2 separate regions of the Homo sapiens genome follow, and region 2 is linked to region 1. Evidence: chromatin loops called from intact Hi-C (ENCODE). Cell type or tissue: CD14-positive monocyte. All regions are shown on one strand.

Evidence for each region. A loop is a pair of places that touch in the nucleus more often than their neighbours do. Peaks named below come from ENCODE experiments on the same cell type or tissue, not always from the same donor. Only the 100,000 strongest peaks of a DNase experiment are listed, where the experiment ranks them.
Region 2: a loop joins it to region 1, with 11 times the contacts of the local background. A loop is called at or near these places in 2 of 110 quality-filtered maps.

What each region holds. Positions count from the first base shown.
Region 1 is chr3:46,405,632-46,408,131 of GRCh38, forward strand. CCRL2 (C-C motif chemokine receptor like 2) reads left to right here and starts at 1,628. Exons shown (of 2, transcript NM_003965.5): 1 at 1,628-1,871; 2 at 2,437-2,500. The coding sequence starts at 2,449. CCR5AS (CCR5 antisense RNA) reads right to left here and starts at 1,435. Exons shown (of 4, transcript NR_125406.2): 1 at 1,266-1,435. In CD14-positive monocyte, no CTCF peak of the experiment used is centred here; DNase peaks (open chromatin) are centred at 280, 1,030, 1,520 and 1,860; H3K4me3 peaks cover 2,461 bases; H3K27ac peaks cover 2,500 bases.
Region 2 is chr3:46,086,634-46,089,133 of GRCh38, forward strand. No RefSeq gene overlaps it. Among named protein-coding and RNA genes, the nearest start is that of XCR1, 60 kb to the left of the region's middle. In CD14-positive monocyte, CTCF peaks have their summits at 1,385 (motif pointing right) and 1,586; a DNase peak (open chromatin) is centred at 1,468; H3K27ac peaks cover 1,286 bases.

The DNA of each region.
Region 1 (2,500 bases):
CCCCACTCACTCACTCACAGGAGACCCACACAAGAGAGGAGAGGGCACTTACAGCTTAGGTTCCCACCAGCACCAACTCCTCTGCCATCAAACATCATTGTGTTTCTCTTTCTGCCTTGTCTGTCGGCACACGTGGAGTTAAATTTAATGCTCAATCACATATTTGTCTGGGCTCTTTCTGTGTTTATTTTTCTCTTAATAGTTCTCTCTCCTCCCTTCCTCTCCCCGCCCCTCCTCCTCCTTCTTCTTTTTTTTTTCCAGAGACAGTGTCTCGCTCTGCCACCCAGGCCAGAGTGCAGAGTGGCATGATCATGGCTCACCGCAGCCTCCAACTCCTGGGCTCACGTGAACATCCCACCTTGGCCTCTGGAATGTCTGGGATTACAGGCACTTGCCACTGCATCTGGCTAATTTTTATATTGTTTATAGATCCGGGATCTCACTATGTTGCCCAGGCTGGCCTCAAACTCCTGGGCTCAAGCGACCCTCCCACCTCATACTTCTGAGTAGCTGGGGCTGTAGGAATGCGCCTCAGTGCCAGGCTAGTTTCTTAATTTTCTATTTCTATTTTGACAGGTACAAATTTTGTATTCAATCCTACCTCAGACACATCTTTGGTGGGAAAAGGATGTCATTTAATCAATATATAAATTCTAAGCAAATAGGTCTGATCCCCAAATTAGGTTAGTCACAGCTGCTGAGTCGTTGACCCAAGAGAAGCTCATCTAGATTTTTTCATTATTTTCAAGTTCCTCTTCTCGGTTCGTCCTTCTTCCAGACCGTGCCCTCCCCGTCCCACTCTCTTCCCACAGCCTCCCCTCCCCACAGCCTCCTCCCACCATTCCAAATCTGGGCTGTTCTCTCAATTTCCTTCTCTCTGGACTCAAACCTACCCTAGCCCCCAGCCTCAGTTTGGGGTTAAACTTGTCCTCCTCACATTCTCTCCCACCCAACTTGATGTCGCCTCTGTGTCATCACCACGGGATTTTCCTCCTCTGGGTTCTCCTTTTCCGAGTGGGGTCAGCTCCCCCATGAGTCACAGCACCAATCACTTCTGGCTGCTTGCAAACCCCTTTGCTTTCCTCAGTGTTGACACCCAGGGCAGCCCTATGCTCACTGCCGCTGAGACCCCACCTCTGCCCCTGGCCTTTTCCCAGCTGACATCACCCTGTGGCTTCCATTTTCCTAAAATTCTCTTTTGAGGCCTCAGTCTTAACCAAAGCACACAGTGCCCCTCAAAAATGACAATAAAAACCCAAACACACCGTGACTGTCATGGCAGGTTCCTGGTCCCCGTATTGAATCAGCGGGTGGGTTTCTGCGAACACTGGTGAGAGGCCGCATTAGAGGGTCAGGACCCTCAGGTCTGGACTCGTGGTCACCACATACCTTCCTCCCTGCTGACAGTAGCTGGTACCTGTTACCTACTCAGAGTGTCACATGCCACAAGCCAGAGCGTCTTGGCAGTTCTCAGCACCTTGACATCACTTCCTTGCTACCACTCAGAGCGGCAGTGACACAGTTCCCTTATCTCAGAAGGCCAGAAGACGGCTGTCAAAGGTCACAGGGAAATCAAAGGCGGGGTACAGGGCCAGAGGGAGGAGGAAACAACTTCCCGGTTGCTTTCAGACGCTTCAGAGATCCTCTGGAGGCCTGGGGGAGCTTTTGAGTACTTTATTTCAGTTGGTCCCTGAGCTCGGTGAGTGGGGCGGGTAGAGCCACCAGGGGAATCAACAGTGGTTTCTCGTGCCCCTCAGGGTCAGGAGCAGTCTGATCAAAAGGAGGGCATCCACTGTCCGGGGCCATTCCCACAGCTCCCGGATGCTGGGTCTGGAGGCTGCGCCCTTCCCCTGCAGGAGCTCAGCCCAGTGGTAAGTCATCTGTGTGTCATCTATGTATTTAACCCCTTATGGCCATGTTGATGCTGAGCATGGTTTCACTTTTGCAAACATTTATTTATACCCTTCGAGAGAAAAACGTCTCAGCTGTCACAGGAAGCTGCTTCGGGGGGTGAGCAAACTTTTTAAAATGCAGAAATTATGATCTACACCCGTTTCTTAAAAGTAAGCCATCGTACTTGGTTCTCTTTAATTATATATTTTCTTACATATTGTGTTCATGTAGGCAAGTCCTGTTTCTGCTAAAAGAAGGTAAGTTCTACCAAGGCGGTGTCATGCCAGCTTTATTTCCCGTGGCACCTGGCACACTGCTAAGCACTTACATGCTTAACAACTAGATTGGGAATGGTGCTGCTCTGGGGAAGTGGGCACACGTTAAAGAAATGTTTATTTCAGTCTTCTGAAATAGGGAATTACTCTGGCTAAAATGTAGCTCCAGAAAGGGAAAGTGGGGCTGTATGAATCCAGGTCCAGTTTGTTGTTTCCTCCAGGATAAGGCAGCTGTCGGAGGGGAAAATCATCTCCCATTTCTCCACAGGGCAGTCTGAAGATGGCCAATTACACGCTGGCACCAGAGGATGAATATGATGTCCTCATAGAAG
Region 2 (2,500 bases), 320 kb before region 1:
GCCACTCCCCTTCTCATCCTCTGATCCTCCACCATCCTCCCACACCCGCCCATTCTGCACATGCTGGCCTGGAGCATGCAATGTCTTGTCATGTTGCTCCTGCCTGAAGTCCCCAGTGTCTCCCTGGCATGCGCAGCAGTGTTTCCTAAAATGGGATTGTATTCTGTGTAGTCCTCAAGTCATCTGGGAGAATTTTTAATTATCTGTTGTCATTTGATAACTTAAAAAATACGTTATTTTATGAGCACATTCTTGATGTCTGGACGGCCACATCTGCCTCCTACTTCCAGTGCCCACACTTCAGCTTAAGATATTTTTGGAACCAAATGATCACTCAAAGAAATAGCTTTTCATTTTCAAAAGTACTGGTAGGTGAGTCTGGCTTATGTTACTTAGGCATGTCCTAATATCAAAATGACAATAGTTATCATGGACCGTACTCATATGACTACTATTACAATAATATTTACAATTTTTGAGTGTTTATCGTAGGCACTGCATGGTACATGCCTTATCTCACTTGATCTTGACACAGCTCTATGAGATAAGTATTGCAAATATCGTATTTGTTTCAGTTATCTATTAGTATCTAAAGAACCACTCAAAACTTAGTGGATTAAAACAATAACAATGTATGATTTCTCATGATTCTTTGGTCTGGAATTTCAGGTGAGGTTCAGCTAGGTAGTTCTTCTGTTCGTTTCTTCCGTGGCTCAGCTTGAAGGTTCAGGAAGAATTCAGTCATGTCTAGTGCTTCAGGTTCCTCCATGTGGACTTTTTTTCTTCATGTGGTTTCTCATCATTTGCTTGTCTAGCCCAAGCTTTACAGTCAGCAGCTGGCTTCCTAGAGACCACCAGCATCACTTCTGCCACATTGTATTTGTCCAAGTTAATCACAAGGTAACCCTAGATTCAAAGGAAGGGAAGTAAACTCCAGATCTTGATGGGAAGACAGCAGGCATGCATGTAGAGGGATGGGAAGAACTATTGATGGCCATATGCCCATTTAATAGATGCGGAAACTGTGTCTATTTATCCCAGCCAACAAGAGGCAGAGTGAGGACTAGAACCCAGGCTGTTGGGTTCTATGGTCTATGCTTTAAGCTATTACGTCATGTTCTACTTTCATTGTATCCCCTATGCCTCACTAAGTCTCAGCTATAAAGACAGAACTCTTTTGTGTGATAGTTCACAATCCAAAGGCACTTTTCAGAGAAACCGATGTCATGAAAAACACAGGGTTCAGGAGAGGCCCAGTGGTCTCATGGTTTTTTCTCTCACACTCCCTCCTTTCTCCATCACTCTCCCAATCACACTCTAGCTGAACTGACCCCTTTGCTCCCCCAAATATGCCTGTGCTTTCCAGTGTTCTGCTCATTTAATACATTGGTCTCTCGTATTTTTCTGTTTTGTCCACTAGAGAGAGGTCTTCTCTTCTTAAAGACAATTCCTCCTCCTGCTTCACAGCCTAGCAGCCACTGCGCTGTGGAAATGTGGTTGGTCTGAATTGAGGTGTGCTTACATACAAACCATACGCCAGATATTGAAGACTTAGTACAATAAAGAGAATGTAAAACATCTTATTAATACATGCAATCAGTTGATTACATGTTGAAATGATATTTTAGATCTATTCAATAAATAAAAGATAATATTAAAATTAATTTCACATTTATTTATTTACTTATTACCAACTCGGTCTTACTCTGTCACCCAGGCTAGAGTGCAGTGGCATGATCTGGCTCACTGCAGCCTCAAACTCATGAGCTTTAGCAATCCTCCCACCTCAGCCTCCTGAGTAGCTTGGACTCCAGATGCCCACCATCACACCTGGCTAATTACCTATTTATTTTTAGATTTAAAAAAATGTAGCTACCAATTTTTTTTTTTTGAGATGGAGGCTCACTCTGTCACCCAGGCTGGAGTGCAATGGCACGATCTTGGTTCACTGCAACCTCTGCCTCCGTCTCCCGGGTTCAAGTGATTCTCCTGCTTCAGCCTCCTGAGTGGCTGGGATTACAGGTGTGTGCCACCACGCCCAACTAATTTTTGTATCTTTAGTAGAGACGGGGTTTTACCATATTGGTCAGGCTGGTCTTGAACTCCTGACCTCGTGATCCGCTCCCCCTCGGCCTCCCAAAGTGTTGGGATTACAGGCGTGAGCCACCGCGCCAGGCCTAACAGAAATTGAAAATTGCATATGTGACTCACTTTATATTTCTATTGGACAGCACTGGTGTAGGGGATGCCTCCTCATGGCAAACTCCAAGGTAACTCTGAAGAACCCTAAGGCTCCAAGGAACCCAGGCTGAAAACCATTAGGTTGATTTGACTCATGAGGAAACTGAGGCTGGAATTGGCCAACAACTTGTTCATGGCTATCGAAGTGGTAGAATGTTGAATTTACATGAAAACCCAGATGTTCTATGCCCTGTTTGTTTTTTTCTCTCCTATCCTGGAGGTGCTTGGATACCATGTGAGGATGTAGGCACAAGCCACT